2 separate regions of the Mus musculus genome follow, and region 2 is linked to region 1. Evidence: chromatin loops called from intact Hi-C (ENCODE). Cell type or tissue: gastrocnemius. All regions are shown on one strand. Each heading gives the region's core, and the rest is flanking DNA. Links, peaks and the distances in the headings are about the cores only.

Region 1 (10,304 bases), core at 1,310-9,309:
GTGTGTGTGTGTGTGTGAGAGAGAGAGAGAGAGAGAGAGAGAGAGAGAGAGAGACAGAGAGACTTATAAACTTTTAAGGAATATACTGAACAATTATAGGCAACTTTATATAAGTGTACTTTGTTTTCTTCAGGCACGTTTCAAGGTGCACAATTATGTATAAATAAAAAGATTAAAAACTTTACTGAAGGCTTTGAGTAGTATGTTCATAAAATGACATGCTAAGGTCAACTGTAGAAAACAACACTATACATTTATCCATGTATAAAGCCAAGATAAAACCTACATTTGAAAGCACCACAACTTATACCATTCACCTAAAAAAAATGCTAGAAAAATTCAGAGAAGCACACACAGGTGCTAAGAAGGAGGAAGGGGAAAATATGTGTGGACTTCCGCTGGGACAGAGGATCATACTGAAGGAGGAGAGAGAGAAAAGCAACTCTAAGAATGTTTGAAAACAACCATAAGCTTACTTACAAGTACATAGTGTGTGTGTGTGTGTGTGTGTGTGTGTGTGTGTGTGTGTATGCACACGTGTGTTGTTTGCATGGAGTTATGTCACATATGGTGATAATGCTCCCTACCAAGTGACTAAAAGACTAACAGAAACCCCAGTGACAGGCATGGGAAACCCCTATTTAAGTTGTTGATCAGGAAGGGTCCAATATAGGCCACTGCCATTGCCCTTGGTTGCTCCCCAGAACTTGAAGGAAGACCCCACTACTGAGGACACCACACACTTCAGACACAGGACTTGGAGGCATCAAGCGGGAAGTACCCTGGGAAGCTCCTCTCTTAGGACTTTCCCAGGATCTGAAGGTGTATAAAAGCTGCCAAGGGACAAAAGCAAGCAGCAGTCCAAGCCAGCATGGAGCCTATGACTGCCTGTCAAGAGAGTCCCAGTGGTGCAACAGTAACCCTGCTATCCTGAGGCTAACCGAGAGCTGTCTAAGCCTGGTACTACAAGCTAGGCAACTATCGCTGGCTGGAGAGGTCATGGACCCCACAGAAGATACCACCACTGTCATTTCCCCAATGGAACCTAATCTCTAACTGCATTCTAAATACTTACCCTGATGCCCACAGATAAATAGAGCCTCATCCCTCGTCAAAGAAGCAGATGGAGGCTACTACAGAGGCCCGTGACTGGTCAACACACAGGGAATAAATGGCAGTGGAGTCCACATCCCATCCCGTACATCTACAAGGAACACTTACACCTAAGACTCAAGGCACTGGGAAGGCGGGGTAGAAAGACTGTGAGAGCGAGAATTACAGGGTATTTGCTACTAGACAGTTTTGCAGGCACAAAGGGGATGCTGCACCCATTACATCTCCAGTGTAGCTTCCTAAATAAAGCCTGCATGATGACACCATCAGTCAATATGCCAACACGGATGGAGAAATTTCCTAAGGCCCCACCCTTAGGTGAAGAGTGCCTGGCACTCGGTAGCTGCTGAGAAAGGAGGAATCCGTCTTCTCCAGTGAGGAGCTCTCTGAGGTTGGCCAATCCCAAGGGAGCAGCCCTAAACACAGGCACATAACAGCAAACTAAATCAGCTCAGCAGGGTGTGTATGTCTGCATAATTATATTAGAAGAAGGCAGGAATTTGAGAAAATAGGGCATGGAGGAGTTGGCATGGTGCGGGTTGGAAATAATATTCATGTATAAATTTTAAAAAACTAAAATTAACTTTTTATTATAAAGGGCTAAAATAGAGAAAGAGATAGGAGATAGTCTAGTCAGAGTATGTAACTATAAAGAGCCTGGGAAACATGAATAAAGCTGTTAAGTTTTGAGTGTTTAACTGGAGAGCACCCCTTTGATAGAGAAAATAGCCACTCCACGGACACATGAAACTATCCCTCCTCTCAAGGAATATTAAAACTGGTTCCATTTGTATAAAATGAGACATGGGCTAATAAGACAAAGATATTAAACGAGAGTTATACTCTGTATCCCAAGCTGGCCTGGGCCTCACTTCCTCCTTCCTAGGTCTCCGGAATGCTGAGGTCACAGGCAGGTCCTCCACACTCAGCTTACACTCGTCATTCTAACCTTAAAACCTATCAGTAACTGCACTCCTCAGTGCTACCAGCAAACACTATGCAAGCATTTAATGAGGGGTAGTAATCTGAACCTTAATAAATCTGATACGCTGTCTCTTGCTGCCAGTGCCTTAAGATGCAGAGATTCAAGTAAGTTAGGAAATGCATAATGAATTAAGGGAACAAATGTCTAGAGTATATATGTATCCTTAAGACATGATTGCAATGGTCAGATACAAATCCACTCATGATCAAGGACCACAAATCTAAGCCCTCAGAACACTAATGCCTAGCTAATAATGACCCCTGAGATTTTAATGAAAGAATATTTACTGCTCTTTTACTGGAACATATGTCAATTCTGAGATAAATGGGTTACAGAGATGATTTAAGGCATATTAATGCTCCAAAAATAAAGTCAAATAAAATTTTGTTAAAATTTTAAACAACAAGATATTGGGAAGCAGAGACGGGAGTTAAGTGGAATATAAACTCCTAGCAGAGAGGAGTGCGGGAGAAGCGTTCGCTTCCCTTCCAGTGTGCTGCTAAATAGCCCACTGAAACCCTGCTGGACACTGTGTAGGGAAGAAAGGAAACTGACTGAACCTGGCTAACCAAAAAAGGAAAGATCTTCTGATGGTGCTACGTATGTGCACTCATGGGCTCACACAAGGATGCCTGTTCTGTCATGGTAACTGTCAGTTATTACCTGAAGATGCTGCTGAAATCAGATGACTCCCTGAAAGCTGACATTATAAGGATACTAGATACTAGAGAGAGAATGTAGCCACACAGTGGGTGCTGGTGAGACACACACTGGCAGGCAGTGTTGAAAGCCTACACAGACATTAGTTCTATTGTTTTACCACAAAGCAGGGCTTCCATTCCTTTACTGAGAGGAAGGCACACCCAGAGACCATTCTCCTCCCTCCTCAGTAGGAACCTTTCCATCCAGTTAAACTCTACGTCCTCTAGATCCAGCAGCTCCTCTAACTAGTACTGTTTTTTAGACCTGTATCTTCCCATTTCTGCTTCTCTCCAGGTGCACAAGACATCTTTTGTTCAGTACGAAGCTAACTATGTTACCTTCCTGGAGGACGCCTCCCCTGCTCCCCCTAAAGGCTGGAACACCAGTAGGTTGAACGGCTCCTGTCTTGCAGCCCATTCTTTCTAAAGTTATGTTCTATCGTATCCACTTCTCAGATCCTGAATTGTTTGTTTCTGTAACTACTTCCACTTAAAAGTGTCCCTCCCGGTTGCCACTGTAGCAAGCACAACCCTGCTTTAAGAACTTATTCCCACTGTGGGGAGACACATGCTAACTGCCCACGTGACTGAACTCCCAGGGAGCAGTTTGCTCTTTTAAGTAACATTTGTGGGAGCATAACTGCCTGTAAGATACAAGATCTCCAGTGTGAAGAAGCTGGATGTTGGGGATGCAAGCTCTACATCGTTACAGCACAGCCAATGGGGAAGCTTGAAACAACACAGATGAGTCAAAACGGCAGGACGAAGAAAATCAACTTTGCCGCAACAGCCAGAGTGTTCTTCACAGATGAGTCCACGGTGCTCTTCGAAGACAAAACTTAGTGTTCTGAGGCCATGGGGAAGGGCAGCCCAGGTAGCGCTAAAGCATCAAGTTAGAAGCAGACGGGGTACACTGACACAGTACAACTCTACGAGGCAAGGGGCGGGAGTAGAATGTGGGCTTCCCCAGGCAAGCATGAGGAAGCCCTGCGAGCTCACACAGGGGCAATGGCAACATTCTGTCCACATTTTATAACAAACCCTAGTAGCCACCTGGCAGACAGACCAAAATAATCTGATTAGAAACAGGAGGTCTGACTATATTAGTATTTTAAGAAAATGATTTTAAAGGCATATAACATGAAGTGGTGTGGGAACAAAATGGAAGAAAAAAATTAAAAATGGTATCTAGGAAGTAAAATCTGTAAGGTGTAATTGGTTTTACATGTACAGAAGGTAGGCGGGGTAACTGTAGATGACGTCCCTTCACAGAGGGTGTGAGCAAAGGACACAGAAAGGCTGAGGAACATGGGCCCTGGAGAAAATGCATTCCACGTCAGACAGAAGAGGGAGGCAGCCCTGAGAAACTCAGGTGCAGATGTGCGGTCCACAGGCGAAGCATGCCAGGTTCATCCTGAGGCAGAAGCCAGGAGTGAGACAGTGGTGTTCAGAGGGTGACTATGGAATTCAATGTGGGACCGGAATGAGTGTCAGCAAAGGAGACTGAAAAGAACGGCTGTCAAAGGCCGTCCAGGCCTGGCCTGGCACAGACATATTGAGAAGCGCATGCAATATCATCAGTATTTCAAGATTCCAAGATGCAAAAGCTTAAAAAAAAATTAAACCCAAGCACAGAGAGGACCAACTCACAGAGGAAGGCTTCTAGGAAGACAGGAAGAAAAACATGAACGGCAAAGAAGCAGCTTAGCAGCAAGCTAGAGAGAGGCCAAAGGCCCGCCCGCAGCCTGAGCTGGAGGGAGGCACACGCAGGTGGCACAGAGCTGCAGGTGGCACAGGGCTGCAGGGGGCACAGAGCTGCAGGGGGCACAGAGCTGCAGGGGGCACAGAGCTGCAGGGGGCACAGAGCTGCAGGGGGCACAGGGCTGCAGGTGGCACAGGGCTGCAGGGGGCGCTGCTGGACAAGGCAGCTCAAGCTGAACTGATTGTAACTCACCCTACCACTTCCGTATGCGGCTGCCACATACGGAAGGCGTGAAATGTTTCACAGATCACTTTCTTTTGGCTAAACTATGTAGACTATTTTTAAGGAGCTGGAAGAGAGTATATTATTGTAAGAAGAATTGTACTGAAATGTTAGCAGGCAAAACGATGCGCTTCCTTGGCTGTTTCCCTACTCACCGCATTATAGCTGCTGCTTTTTTTTTTTTTTAAAGATTTTATTTATTTTATGTATGTGAGTACACTGTAGCTGTACAGATGGTTGTGAGCCTTCATGTGGTTGTAGGGAATTGAATTTTTAGGACCTCCGGTTGGCTCTATTTGCTCTGGTCTCCTCCGCCTGCTCAGTCCTTCTCGCTCTGGCCCTAAGATTTATTTATTATTATACATAAGTACACTGTAGCTGACTTCAGGCACACCAGAAGAGGGCATCAGATCCCATTACAGATGGTTGTGAGCCACCATGTGGTTGCTGGGAATTGAACTCAGGACCTTTGGAAGAGCAGTCAGTGCTCTTACCCGCTGAGCCATCTCTCCAGCCCTATGGCTGCTTCTTATCCATTCTCTTCCTCCCCCTTACCCCCTTCCGGCAGGGTTCCCTCTCCATGAGACCAGCCTTCTCCTGCTTTCACACTACATGCATTCCATTACAGGCACCCTCAGCTCTTGGGCCCCTTCTAATAGCTCCCTTTACACATTTAGGATTCACATTTTTCTCTCATTTAGACCTCACATATAAAAGAAAATATGGGTAGCATTGGTTTTTCTGAATTCAGTTTTTGTTTTTGCTTAGCATAATTTCCAGGAAGCTGACTTTGTGAAAGTAATAAACTATAGTTATGTCACAGCTCAACACAAGTTGGTAACCTGACTACACGTTAGCATTTTGGTTCCTGCTGGCTAGAGAAGTAGGCTGCCCTGGCACAGATGGGGATTTCAGACACCTAGGCGTTCCTGCCATGCCTAGTCTGTTAACACTTGACCCTTCTTGCTTCTGACTGCTGCTTACTGCGCTACTCTGTGGTTTGAGCACAGACTACAGCGCCTTCACACTGCACATGGGTTTGTGCATCTTTAAGAAACTTCAGCTACTGTGGCTGACATGACTTGGCCTGCACATAGACCTTGCTGCTCTCCCTGCTCCCCCAGAGCCAACCCCTTAGGCACAGTGCTAACACTGCTGCACCAGAACACCAGCTGCAGCCTCCCCTCCCCCCTTGCCCACATGGATGGATCTATGGATCCCACAGACCATCACCTCCTAACCTCCCTCCCCCCACTCAACACCTTATCCCTCAACTGCAGGTCACACCTGCCAGAAAACCAGCTGGGTTGCTGCAGACCTCCACTCTGTTTCCCTAGACCCAGTCCCTCAACCTCTCTGGCACAGCAACACACCACCAGCTGTGGCCTCCCTCCTGTCCACTTCTCTTGTGGACCCCACAGACTATCCCTCCTGACCTCCCTCCTCTGACTCATCACTGCTTCCCAGCCTCCATCACCAGCAGGCATTCCCTATGAACACACAGCCTAGCAGACCAGTAAAAGAACTAGCACACAGCCATCACACACTCTGAAAATGCAGACAGGAAACAGAAACTGAAGAACAAAACACCCACCCAACAAAGACAAATCCAGAAATCAGCACCTAGACCTATAATCACCCCAAACCCAGACACCTAGATGCCTGTGTAAGAACACAATAACAACCAGGGCAATACATCTCTACTAAGGCCCTGCAATGCTACAACAGCAGGACCAGAATATTCCAACACAGGAGAAGCACAGGAAAAAGACCTTCAGATAACAGAGGTCCTTAAAGAGTAAATGAATAAATCCATTAAAGAAATCCAGGAAAAGACAAACAATTGGGGGAAACGAATAAATCCTTCAAAGAAAGCAAGAAAAAAATAAACATCTGCATGTGCTTTGCCATGGGGAGGTCAAACCGGTGCCAGCATGGAGCCTTCCTCACTACACTCTCGTCTCTTTGGAGCAGGAAGGTACTCTGCAGGCTAGGGAAGGGAAATATGGACACCCACGCAGCCACAGCCTTTGATCGACAAGATGTGATACAGGGAAATGGTGGTACAGAACATTCAGGAGCAGCCGACCAATTCTGATTTGAGGCCTACTCCCTGCGAGGGAGCTCATGCCCGGCACTGCCTGGGTGGCCAGGAACCAAAGCCTGGCTAGTCCAGAGAGCTGGGGTAGAACCAGATTGACTGGCAGAAATCAACCAATCCATCAATCCTATGATTCCTAATGGCATTCTGCTATACTCAGAGATCAGGGCTCTGTCTAGTTGTCAGCACAGAGGTGTCCTCTAGCAGACAACAGAAGCAGATGTAGAGACCCACAGCCAGATATTATGGGGAGAGCCTAAATGGGGAGGTCCTCACTGGGTGTTTCCCCTCACCATTTGGGGAGTCCCAGAGGAAAGTGGTGTCCAGAGAGACTTAAGTGGCAAGCACGGGGCCTACAGGCGTCTGCACCAGGTCCTCTGTGTACGTGCTGTAGCTGTGAACTTGGTGTTTGTGTAGGACTCCTCACTGTGGGAGCTGGTGTGTCTCTAACTCTCCTGCCTGCTCCTGAGACTCTTTCTTCCAGTTGGCTGCCTGGTCCAGACTTGACATGAAGGCTTCTGCCTTGTCTTACTGTTTGTTTTGTCATGGTTGGTTGTCATCTCTTGGAGGCCTGTTCTTTTCTAATGGGAGATGGAAGGGGAGTGAATATGAGGGGGAGGGGAAGAGGTAGGGACAGGGAGTGGTGGAGGGAGGGGCGACTGTGGTTGGCATGTACTGTAAGAGAGAAGAATCTATTTCTAATAAGAAGTAGGAAGTTACTTGCTGGTCAGCAGCTCCTTAGTCGCAGCACTGAGTTGCACCTGAACAGCAGTGCCTCCTCACCAATCCCTGCAGCCCTCAGTCCTCAAGCAACAAACTGCTGCAAAGGGTAATTTTCACCTGTCACTTCACATGGACACTGCGGGTATTTTCATCACTAAGGGTTTGGCTGCTGCAGTTATTTGCATAAGTAAATAACATGAGGGTGAAAATCCTGACTGTTTTGTATACTTCTGTGTGTAGCATAAAAATACTCATCACATTCATTCATTCACTTATTATTTTAACTATCGTGGGTGCTTGCACACATATGGAGGTCAGAGGTCACCTGCAGTAGTCGGCTCTCTATGTATGGAACCTAGATGTCTGGGTCAAATGCAGGTGGTGAAGCCCAAGAGCAGGAACCCGTCTGTATCCACTGCGCCATCTCACCCGCCCTTGAATAAATGGGTTTTATTCCAAGAATACATTTATACAATTCTAATAAGATTGGAAAGAAAATCACGTGATTACACTAAGATATTTCTTTTTTTTTTTTTTTTTTTTTTTTTTTTTTTTTTTTTTTTTTTTTGGTTTTTCGAGACAGGGTTTTTCTGTATAGCCCTGGCTATCCTGGAACTCACTCTGTAGACCAGGCTGGCCTCGAACTCAGAAATCCGCCTGCCTCTGCCTCCCAAGTGCTGGGATTAAAGGCGTGTGCCACCACTGCCCAGCAGAAATTTCAAATTTTAATTGAAAAAATCCAAAATCCAAAAACAAAAACCAAGCAACACAAAAATAACTGCGCTGAGCTAGGCTAGGTCTGAGTTCAGCTGTATTAGAAAACTTCCCAAGTACTAGATATTCTAGGAAGAACAATGCCAACTATCTCAAATGAAAATAACCACAGAGTTCACTTGCAAAGTATGTGCTGCATTTGCTAAGCACCGACTCACCAGTAAGGTGGCACTGTCCTTAGATACATACTCATTATGAATTTTAAAGATGTACAAGTTAAGAAATGTATGTTCACTATAAAAAAATCTATACAGAACCAACAGTCTTCTCCGTGAGAAGTAACAGTGCTACGAACACAGTAATCACCCAAAGCCTTTGTGGGTGTGAGTGCAGGCAAGCGTGCCATGGCACGGGTGGAGGGGAGCTAGCCTCGGCTAGCTGCCGGTCCCAGCCGCCCATCCTGCTTTCTCTTGTTCGCACTGGGTAAGGCCTCTGCATGGAGATTTATGTCCGCCTCCTGTGGACATCATCGCTGTGGGAGCACTGGGATTACAGACACGCACAGCGGCGAGCGCGCGGCTTTCCGTGGGCTCTGAGGATTCTGAACTCGGGTTCTCATGCTGCGTATCTCCCTCCGCTCTGACATCCAGTTTTAAGTGAGTGGGCAACGGGTATATGTGCTGTAGTTTTATGAGCGTGTACACACACACACACACACACACACACACACACACACACACACACGCTTTTTAAAATGGGTGCAGATGTGTGTGCCTGAGTTTGTAGAAGTTAGACGACAACTTTAGGCATCATTTCTTTGGAATGCTGTCCAGTGCCTTTTGAGGCAGGGTCTCTCACTGGCCTGAAGCCTGACAACTGAGTTGAACTGTCTAGCCAACAAGCCCCAGGGATTCTTTTCCCAGGGATCCTCCTGTCTCTGCTTCTCCACTGCTGGGATTACAAGTGTGTGCCACCAAGCTTAGCTTAGTTACCCACCTACTTACCTACCTACCTACCCACCTACCCACCCACCCACCTACCTGCCTACTCACCCACCCTCCCTCCTTCTCTCCCTCCTTCCCTCTAATTCAGATCTTTGTGTAAGCACTTAACTAACTAACCTATCTCCCTATAGCTCATTTGTGATCTAAGAAGATCCAATCAGCCACTATTTTGGCAACACATGTGAGCAACTGTGATAACCATTTGATTATAAGGTGTAAGTCAATCTTTTTCTTCTATTTATTTATTTATTTATTTATTATTTATTTATTTATTTAGGTATTTTCTTCATTTACATTTCCAATGCTACCCCAAAAGTCCCCCAAACCTCCCCCTACTCCCACTTCTTGGCCCTGGCGTTACCCTGTACTGAGGCATATAAAGTTTGCGAGACCAATGGGCCTCTCTTTCTACTGATGGCCGATTCAATCTTGTTCAAGAAGAAGCTGAAGTGAAGCCATGTTACCAGTGGAGTGTCCTTAGTGGGTCAGGCAGTGGTTTGAAAGAGGGTCAAGCACCTGACACCTGTCACTGCTAATAACCGTTATCAACATTATAACAACATTTCAATTATGTTGCTAATAATGTGCCATCTTTATAGGAACGTAACTGGTTAAACTAAAAAGTCAGAAACAAGGTTTAAGGATACAGAAGATTTAAAAATTTGAGGAATATAGCACAGTGGTAGGGCAATTGACTAGCATGGATGGGACCCTAAGTTCAACAGAGAGGGAGAGGGAGAGAGGAAGAGGGAGAGAGGAAGAGGGAGAGGGCGGGGGAGATTTTGACAGGGGTGTTTTTCATCTCTTAACTATCTTACAAAACCGGGGTTCATCAAAAAATGAAATAACAATCAACTTAGATGTGATTTCTATACAAAGATACTATACAAAGAAGAGATATTACTTGTTATCTCAAGGGCAAAGGCCACACCTTAACAGACTTCTGGACATCCATCAAGTATATCACATGAGAAACATT
Region 2 (10,304 bases), core at 844-8,843, 75 kb after region 1:
GTCCAGATGAGTTAAGTAAAAAACTGGAACTCTAGCGAATCTGTCCAGTATTTCATGAAGTCCTACTTGGGTAATTCTTTATTTGGGTGTCATCTTAGAGTTTCTGTTGCTGCAAGGAAACACCAAGACCCAAAAGCAAGTTGGGGAGGAAAGGGTTTATTCAGCTTATACTTCCACATTGCTGCTCATCACCAAAGGAAGCCAGGACAAGAACCTGGAGTCAGGAGCTGATGCAGAGGTCATGAAGGGGTGCTGCTTGTGGCTTGCTTTATGCTCAGCCTGCTTATAAAACCCAGGACTACCAGCCCAGGGATGGCACCATCCACAATTGGACAGGACCTCCCCATTGATCACTAATTGAGAAAATGCCTTACCACTGGGTCTTACTGAGACATCTTTCTCAACTGAGGCTCCTTCCTCTCTGATGGCCCTTGCTTGTGTCAAGTTGACATAAAACCATCCAGTACAGTAGCCAAGGCCTCCTGAAGAGAATAAGTAGAAAGTATTCCAGTAAAGATATTTTTCTTTAAAAAATGAGGGCTCTTACACATCTTTGAAATGTCTGTTTAGCAGAAATAGGCTATATTTTTAGTCTCCAATTCTGTATTTCTAAAAAAGAAAACAAAATGTGGAGTTGAATGAATTAATAGCTTAGGAAATTGCTTTTTTTTAAAATAATCTTGTGCTTATATTCTGATTTTTATGAATCCAAGTATCTTTGACTCTAACTCCAGTCACTCTTTAACCACTGATGAGACTCTAGTCGCAGAAAACTTAAGTGACTTATCCAAAGTCAATAGTTAAAGTTAGAGTCTGGGACTAGAGCCTAGACTAAGCCAGTAGATCAATTTACTTCCCTAAATATTGATTATGTGATACTTTCGGTGGCTGGAAACTCTTGTTAGCAATAAATCCAGTTTCTCTTACTGTGTAGGTGGCATGGAACTAAGGAATTAGCATTTAGAACTTCAGAAATCAGCCGGGTGTGGTGGGGCACACCTTTAATCCCAGTACTCGGGAGGCAGAGGCAGGAGGATTTCTGAGTTCAAGGCCAGCCTAGTCTACAAAATGAGTTCCAGGACAGCCAGGGCTATACAGAGAAACCCTGTCTCGAAAAACAACTTCAGAAATCAATGCAACCAATACATAAAAGCCATCACTTTTGAGAGATACTCATACAATACTTCTGTGCATATGAATGTATAGTGTTTTGCTAGCCTCAAAATATTTCCACATATCTGTAAGGTCAATAGAATAGGCACTATATATGTGTGTGTATATATTATATATGCACTATATATATGTATATATGAGAGAGACAGTGTTTGGGGTGTTGATTATGATTCTCTTTGGTCATAGGTGAACAAATCTGCTAATAAATGGTATAACTCAGGAACAAGTGTGCTCCATATTCTGATATCAAGATGTCTATGGCCTTTTGAGTAAGGGCCAATCAAAAGGCCTACAAATAGATACTAGGGTTTTTGTTGGTTTTGTATGTGTGTTTGTTTTGGACTATGATATCACCTGCTGTAGAATTTTCTCCTGTCATGGCAGTGGGGTATTTGAGAAGTGGCAAACTGAAAGCCTTTAAGGAGCCCCTGACACTGTCAGTCTTAGAATCCAACGCTTCCTCTCTGTCATACTTTTTGTCCATTTTCCTTAGAGGCAGACATTTAGAAACCAAACAGTTCTGTAGTTCCAGAAAGGGAGTTCAGAAAATTCCATTCATTCAAGATAGGACCGGTCACTTGGCAACCACCACCTCCCTGTGTGGAGCAGCCACTTAGCCCTCTCTTCACCCAGGGTCTTCAATTTGGGCAACCAGGACTGACCTGGATCTTATTTTAAATCTTAGTCCTGTGATTCTAAAACAATGAAACCACATTTGCATACTCATATGCATATGCATGAGGGGGGTTTGGAAATTACCTGTAGGTTCTGTGCATCTCTTTGTGTGGAAACACCTGAGATTAACTCAGTCTGTCTATGCTGAGGCCTGGGTACTGAGCATTTCAACAGTTTCCCAGTTGATTTAAACAGCAGTTAGCATTAAAAACAACAGCAAATGCATATTTTTGGAAGATTACCTAGTGAACTAGTTTTGGGGTGGTCTCCCAAAACCCTGTCCATGTAAAGGGTTTGGTGTTTTGGTTTTTTGTTTGTTTGTTTGTTTTTGAGAAATATGAATAATCTGGTAAAATGAGAATTCATTTCATTTCTTAAGGATGAAGTCACCCTTTCATAACAAGTTAATTAGTATAGTTTGTTCTTTTGACAAATATTTTCCATTTTTTTTTTGAAACATCACTTTGTGTTAGACACCATAACAAAATAAAGACAAGTGGCAACAATTGATGCAATCCTTAACGGATATAAGAAGCAACCAAACAGAAAATGAGTTCTTTTTCATGATAAGGAGTAAATTAAATATAATTACTGTACAAATCAAAAGAAGTAGTTGGGCAAAGGGGTAATCAGAAGAGCTTTCTTGGAGGAGGTTTGCTCTATACACCTTTGGTGAGATGCAAATGCTGGAGAAGCACGCAGGATGTGGGTTGTTGTGATGGGCAGCAAAGACACTGCTGCCAAGCCCAACACCCCATCCCAAGCTTCCACAACGTGGAAGGAGAGAAGCAACCCGACCGTGCAGGTTGTCTCTGCCCTCCACATGTGATGGTGTGAACAATAAAAATGTAGGCAGCCTTGGCAATCTGTTCACTTGAGCCTGTACTTGAGCATTGGCAAATACACTTATAATAAATAGATCTGCACTGACTGTGTACAGTAGGTTTTTACATTTAGCATAGGAAATGGGCCCTGCCCTTCAAGAGTTTCTATTTTCCCAAGTTCTGGAATGTTGGTCAGCTCTGTTTGCAACTTGTTTTGGTTTGTTTTCGTTTGGTTTTTTGTTTTTTGTTTGTTTGTTTGTTTTGTTTTTGTGTTTTTTGTTTTTTGTTTTTTTCGAGACAGAGTTTCTCTGGCTGTCCTGGAACTCACTTTGCAGACCAGGCTGGCCTTGAACTCAGAATTCCCCCTGCCTCTGCCTCCCATGTGCTGGGATTAAAGGCGTGCACCACCAACACCACCAGGCCGTTTGCAGCTTGTTGACTTGGAATCCCATACACATTTCTCTTGGGAAAATCCAGCCCTTTGGGTGACAGTGCAGAACTGTCTTTCAACAAGAAGACTAGGGGTGGAAAACCGATTCTTCCCTCCCGTCCCCACTGTGTGACTCTCAGAAAGCCGATGGCTTGTCAAATGCCTGGACACCCTTCTCCCAACCAACAGAAAACGCAGAAGCCAAAAAGCTTTTCATGAATGTTCACTCTGTCATTGGGCATTAAGGCCATCGCTTACACTCCTGGGATGCTGACCTGCTCAGCTGCAATGAAAATAATTAGGCCTGTTTTGTGGAACCTCTTAAGGGTTAAAAGAGATGGCTGTCAGCGTGGTCAGCATATAGGACTTGGCCTGGAGTGACCATGCTCAGTATCAGCCGGACTGAGGTGGCGGGGCTTAACAAGACACTCTGAATCTTCAGGATTAAGATTGTGTTTCATGGGATATTTTGTTTTGTTTGGTTTTGTTTTTCTGCCACTTCTGTTATTTTTAATTATGTGTGTATGTATGTATAGGTGGGTGGGCATGTGTACATGTGTGCATACAGACACCCAAGGATGAGATGTCATATCCATTGGAGCTGGTGTCACAGGCAGTTGTGAGCTGCCTGCTGCTGGTGTTGAGAACAGTACCCACTGCTGGGTCTGGACAGCCCTGTTGTTTTATTTTGTCTTTTAAAGAAAGAAAATCCCAATATACTGCTTGATTTGTGTAGCTTTAAAGTAACTAGCTTCTTTTATACTACATTCTACCATACAGGTTTGAGATAGTGACTCAGCCTCTGTGCGTGTGTGTGTGTGTGTGTGTGTGTGTGTGTGTGTGTGTGTGTAAATAAGGAGTCTAAAGCACTCTTTCAACACCTCTTCAAACCAATGCCTTTGCAATTAAGTGTATTGAAATTCACATGTCAGAGGAAATACATTCTCACAAGCCCTTCTTCCCAGCACCTCCCTCTGCAGTAAAGCATTAATTTACTTACCAACATTTGATTAAACTCTTAAGGTTCAACCCTAGGAGGAGGCAGCAGTGGACAAAGGATTATTGTCATTCATCATCAACACAGTTAAGTCTTCCCCTCCCATTGCCTATGAAGGATTAGCATTTCCCTGAAAGGAGCAGGACAGAATAAATTGCATCCCTGGCCAAAGAACTGCCAGCTCCTTTCAGCTGGGGGCACACACTGGGGGCTTTTCCCATATTAGTCAGCTTTAGCTCAACTTCTGGGCAGGGCCTACATCTGAATTTCATGGGTTTCAGGATCAGTCAAAATAGAATTGTAGGGTTGTGGAGGTCAGAGGCCACCTCTGTCAAAGGGTAGTGACCTTAACAGCAAGAGGTGGCCAAGCCCTCTCCTACTTCCCCCCACACCCCAATGACTTCATTCTAGTCAATGCTTGGCTCATTGATCCTTCCCTGTGGCGCTTTTTTTTTTTTAAACGTAATAAAAATCCCCCTGAGACCTGATTTAAAAAACAAAACACGAAAAACATTATTGATTTCCTTTCTTCCTATTTCTTTGTAGAATAACCAAATCCTGGCCCTTGCACCTGCATCGGCCATGCCTTCCTTGTAAAATGATAGCAGAAAAGCTGCCATTCTTGTACAGTGTCACCTGGTGGTGGTGGGGTGGGGTGGGGGGAGCGGGGAAGAGCTGGAGTCCCGTTTAGGAACTGCCTTCCTTTAATGAGCACCATTTCCCAGAACTCCTGAACGTCTGTTGGAGCCCATTTGGTTGTATTACCTTCGGCCAAGCTTGATTTAAAAGCTCCAAAGCTGCTCTGAGGAGAGCAACAGGGTAGGGTGGGATGGGAACAAAGGGAGACAGGAAGGAGCCTGGATGGACCTGGGGGTAGCATCCGGATCACAGTGCTGCCCTTTAAGCTGTGTGCCCTTGAACAAGGGGGTGAAATAAAGTGTGGGAAGCACTGTCGGGCAGGGCAGGAAAGTGATAACGTCTGATACATCTGATACACCAGTACCTCGAAGACCCCCAAGCAATAGTATAGATGTGTTTCAGAGCTGTCAGAGACCACTCAGTGAACGGAGGAAGGTGAGGCAGGAGCCTGCTTTCATGGTTGTTCCCTCCGAGGTTAGGACTCGTGCCAGACGTCTTGGATACCAACCTTCAGAGGGGCACAGTTTGCCAGTTTTTTGAGAATGAACATATCTCAAGCTTTTCTCAGGCTTTTCCATTAGACCGTTATAAATACCATCCATCGGGCGTGCAGCTGTTTCTGGGGCCGATTTTTCTCTTCTCACCCCTGCTGTCCTGGTCAGACCTGACTTTTTCCCCCCCATAATAGATCTCAAAGAACCGGTGTTAGCTCTTGAAGCGTTTCTAATGAGAAAGGGGGCCGGAAGACTGGGGAGTCCTATTTCTCCCGCCCACCCCCTCTCATCACCCACTCTCCCTTCCTAGCAACAGCTCTTAACTCCAGCCCACGGCTTCTGCCCCACCTACACCAGCAGCAGCAAAATGTGGGGGTGGTAGAGTTGGGAGGGGGTTCTGGGGTGCCAGAAGAGAGTGAGAAAGAGCTGGGGAAGGAGGTTAGTGACCTCTGAGGAACAAGAGGAATCCCCAAGGACAGTGTCCAGGCTGGCTGAGCCTGGGAGACTGCCAAGGAACCAAAGCCGAGAAGGTTCGAAGAGTAATGCAAAGTGACAGGGAGCTTGCGCACACTACGCGGAGGAGAGCCAAGCAGCAGCAGAGACGGGAAGGTTTGTCTGCTAAGAAAACCAGCACAGTGTAGGCTGTAGCGAAGTGCCCATTTTACATAGTTAATGGCTCGCCGGTCTAGATACACTGGAACCCTGTAGAGAGAGGGGTGGTGGCTCATGTGAAGTAGGTCCTTGAATCTTAGAGCTGCGAGGTGGGGGACCTCCGTCACAGTGCATCCACTGATACATGAAGTCACATCCTTTCTAGAATAGGAATGTCCCTGCTACGGCCTGTCTTTGGTGGGACCAAGATTTGGCCTCATTCACCACTGCTTCACGTTAAGACCAAATCAGAACGTACCTCCTTTATGGTTTTAAGCTTCTAGTGAATTACATATTTGAGCCATTTGTTCAGATCTCAATAAATCTCATTCAATTTTACAGAGCTTTCCTCCTAGGAGACCCATGGCAACACCTTCCTTTGCCCTTTTGCCTATAATAAGAATGTTATCTCATGCCCTTTCCCAGGGTCCAATAGTTTAAAAATCTTGCCATCAGCCGATGAGAGGAACAGAGACCTGAGGCTCCCCATCCATCTCCAGCTTCACGGCAGCCATTTTAGATAGGTCTAAAGACAGTTCTGAACAGAGAGCTAAGATTCCTGATGGGAGAGGGAGAATGGGTAGAGTTGGACAGGAGGCAGTTGTGGGGTCTTTGGTGATGATGGGCAGGTGTGCCAGTCGAGCCTGCAGGCATGGACCTCACTCAGTATGTGTGTTGGCACCGGCTGGAGAAGCCAGTATCCTGTCCCTGCGACTGCCTTCTTGAATCACTGCCCAGCTGCCAATCTAGCTTGACTGTTCACTCCCAAAGGCCTTGCTTTTTCAGCATAAACACCATGATCTGAAATCTCAGTGCCATTTAACATGCCTGCTTCAGGCCCAGAATAGGAGGTAATTCATCCAAGGTCATATGATGGTGAAGCAATGGCTACCCTTAATGATTTGGGCCTTTAACCCCATGGTTGGGGTTCCTCAATGGCAGTCACTCTGGATTTGCATGGTTGCGGTCTCTGAGGGGCCACGCATTTCCTTCCTATCTAGATCTGGGAGGACTACAGGCCTGGTAAAGGACACAGGGCAAATGCTAGGGATGCCACAGAGCTGCAACGTGTGTGAGCCATCCTGGCTGACGATCATGACTTCAACCAGTCTCAAGCTGTCAGAGGCCCTTTCAAGAGAAAGTCCCATTGCCAAAACTCTTCTGGTTTTCTCTGACAAGTGATTGGCCCCACTCCCAGTTACCAGCCATGCCCATCTGCACTCTGGTGACCAGAAAGGAACCACTAGAAAGAGAAGGCCCATTGGGTCCTGCCCCACAACAGCTGTCTCCTTTCCTAGTCAGAGCTTCCCATCTCCTAAGGTGAAGGTTTTAGGACAGTTGGGAGCACACTGGTGCCCTGAGCACTGGAAAGGATGCTCTATGCCTCCTGCCATCTTCTCAAGCTGCTTCTTTGCTGGTATCACTCACTCACTCCTGGTTGTGCTGTGAGGGCACCGGTGCACATTTGCTCACTAGGGAGGGTCATGGAGCCCCTTCTCCATCTCTTGGCCTCAGGCTCTTGTTCATGGTGACAAGTTTCCACCCAAAGTGCTGTGCAGCTAATGAGCTTTGGCTGTTATTTGTACACGGGTGTTGTTTATCTTGTTACCTGGCTGGAGAATTTGATAATGACTTGGCTTTGTTGTCGTTGCTTTGTGGGTTTTGTTTTTTTGTGTTTGTACTCATTAAGACAAAGGTCAGACTTACCACACCTCTGTTGATACAGCACTTACTATGAAGTCTGAGTGGCCAGTAAGGCTGGTCATCCTGAGGGTTATTCTCAACAGTGGCTAAAGTCAAATTTTCCCTCATCCTCTCTCTTGCTTTCATCATATAAAGCTAATGGATTGTGGACAAAAGGTCAAACCAATTTACCATGGGAGAATGAGATCCAATATCCATGCGCTTTTTTTTTTTTTAGAATAACACAGCTGAATATATTTAAGGGGAGGCTATGTATAACATAAATAATTTCCATCTTAAAATCAGCTTGCAGGTATAAACATGTTATGTAATAGCATGCAAGGGCTTGGCTTTAAAAAGAAATCTTTCAGAATGCAAATTAAGCTGTCACATTCTCATACCTTCGGGTTAACACAGTCACTGCTGCATGGGCTTCTGCAAATCTATGCCTCTGAATCTCTCTTAGCTCCTAGATCCTTAACAATCTGGGCAAAGCGAAACCACTTCTTTCCTGCTACCCTGCTTTTCTGTATCCCTTCAGCTACAGAATGGAAATGCCGGGCTGGAGGAGAACGTAATTCTTGCTATGAACTCAGTAATGTTCCTGCTCTGCTCATTCTCGTTTAAAGCAATGCACTTGAAATATCTTCACACGCCATGATCATTAACGCGTAATGAACTAAGTGCCAGGGGAACTCTTGCTGATGCTGGTACTAAGGAAGAACAGTGCCTGCAAGAGCTGAGGCTTTTCACTCTTTAATGCGAGAAGCTGAGAAGCTGACGGGCAGACATAGGGCAAATCCCAGTTTGTAGAACAGGTCCTCTACAAACCTTCGTCGGTGCTCACTCGACCATTATTAGTCAGGACAAGTCAGTAGGGGACTGAGTAACAAAACCATACATACAGCCACACAAGGCTTTTGTTGCCTGCCTGCCTGCTCGCTTGCTTTTGTTCTTTTGAGACAGGACGCAGGCTGGCCTTGAACTCACTATTCTCTGCCCTCAGCCTTCTGCATGCTGAGATCCTGGATAAGTGCAATCACACCCAGCAAAACCTTTCAGTTTTGTTCTGCCTACTCATACCCCAAGGATTTAAGAATGGCACCAATTCATATTGGAGACACACACCCAGCATATCAAGTGCAAATGAAAAACGGAGGCTGGTCATTTCAATACTTTTTATTTGAGTGTGAAACCATCCATATCTTGCACAACTGTACAGATAAAACTATTTCCATTTTAGCTGTAGACATGATTATCACACTGGGTGGTGTGATCAAACATTTTATTTACAGAACATTTGCTAAAACATCCGATGTCATATTTCCATTTATTTCTTACCCATAGGGTAATAGGTCCACCATAATTGCTTGGTGCATCTTATAATACAGAAAGAAAACCTATGTTAATCTCTAACAAACCTCACAAATAGCTACAAATCTGACAAAAAATACCTAAGAAAAAATTTTCCCAAAGTACAATACATTTTTTTTATTTCCACACATACACAGTATAGTATAGACTCAAAGGCACAGCTTTGAATTTTTTTTTTCTAGCAAAGTGTCAGAAAGTATTCTAGTCTTATGAAGAAACCAGACAGTTGTTTTCACACTTGGTGCTTGCTAAGTGAAAGTCTGCTCCATCCAGCTTCGCAAAGTAACACAGTGGAGGACAGTGTTTAGTGCCATAAATCCACATTTCTCACAGAACTTAAGAAAACCCTCTCCTGCCTTTTGCTGATGCTAGCCATTGTGCAAACTTAGGACAAATCCTTGTACAGAGAAGAACTGGTCCCTACAGACATCAATCAACGAAAGGCAATATATAACAGGCCTCTTCTGTCCCTCAACAACAGTGCTTACAGTCCAGGACAATGCAGGTAATATGGCAGGTACGAATGGAACTTAGCAGGGAGCTTAGCATTTTCAAAAACTTCCAGGGACTCCAGGAAGTAGGAATGACATCACCAGGAAGTCGGGATGTGGATTACATGTCTGAGGGCTGGTAACCGTACAGCGAGGTGACAGACAGACAGGTGGCAAGGTGAATGCTCTTGGTAAATTATGTGCCCGTCCAAGAACACAAACCAGATTCTGGCTCCAGTATCCATCCTTCAAGACTAAAGAGCTTTGTCAACAAGAAAATAAGTACCCTATACAAGGAGTAGTTGCCATGCAAGGTCATGGAACAGAGGGGAAAGGCACAGATTGGCCTGCCCAAGATAGTGCTCTATAGAAACAGTCAAGTCTGGCTTGGCTACAGAAACCCAATCCCACTGACTTTTAGTGACTCCTGTTTCTGAACTAAAGTCTATTCACTCCACATTGAACATCCTCTTGTTCATTAGGAGAATGGATGCTTAGGTCAGCCCGCAAGTTATGATGTATTGAAATAAAGTCTTCTGGAGGGTGGGTACTGGGTTTATTATTATTATTAATTATTAATATTAAATATGGATTTCTATGAAAGCAGTCACTTAGCCCATCCAGTGGAGGCCTCTCCGTTGATGTAAGCAAAGCCAGGAAAGTGTTGCATGTGCTCATACTCAGAATTCCTGCGCGTGGTCAGCGGGGTGTACATGTCACTAGAGTTTCCATACCTCGTGGAATGCACAGATGGGCTTGTGTAGCATGCGTTGGCAGTCGGCACCTCTGGCCATCGGGGAGTCACTGGGGTAGGATGCAGCCTGGGAGTACTGCTCATCAAACAAGGTTCCATCCTGGAAGTGGGGCTATTGA

The links. Peaks named below come from ENCODE experiments on the same cell type or tissue, not always from the same donor. Only the 100,000 strongest peaks of a DNase experiment are listed, where the experiment ranks them.
Region 2: it touches region 1 in a loop (2.1-fold over the local background); 2 of 42 quality-filtered maps call a loop at or near these places.

What each region holds. Positions count from the first base shown.
Region 1 is chr10:84,980,597-84,990,900 of GRCm38, reverse strand. All of the region lies in intron 7 of Ric8b (RIC8 guanine nucleotide exchange factor B), which reads right to left. Gm34633 (a long non-coding RNA gene) reads left to right here. Exons shown (of 3, transcript XR_003948930.1): 2 at 3,095-3,185. Among named protein-coding and RNA genes, the nearest start is that of Gm34633, 18 kb to the left of the region's middle. In gastrocnemius, for the core only: CTCF peaks have their summits at 3,172 and 4,718 (motif pointing right); a DNase peak (open chromatin) is centred at 4,673; H3K27ac peaks cover 840 bases.
Region 2 is chr10:84,904,962-84,915,265 of GRCm38, reverse strand. It overlaps Rfx4 (regulatory factor X, 4 (influences HLA class II expression)), which reads right to left. Exons shown (of 18, transcript NM_001024918.1): 18 at 8,730-10,304. The coding sequence ends at 10,039. Among named protein-coding and RNA genes, the nearest start is that of Ric8b, 7.5 kb to the left of the region's middle. In gastrocnemius, for the core only: no CTCF peak of the experiment used is centred there; DNase peaks (open chromatin) are centred at 5,255, 5,765, 6,579 and 7,058.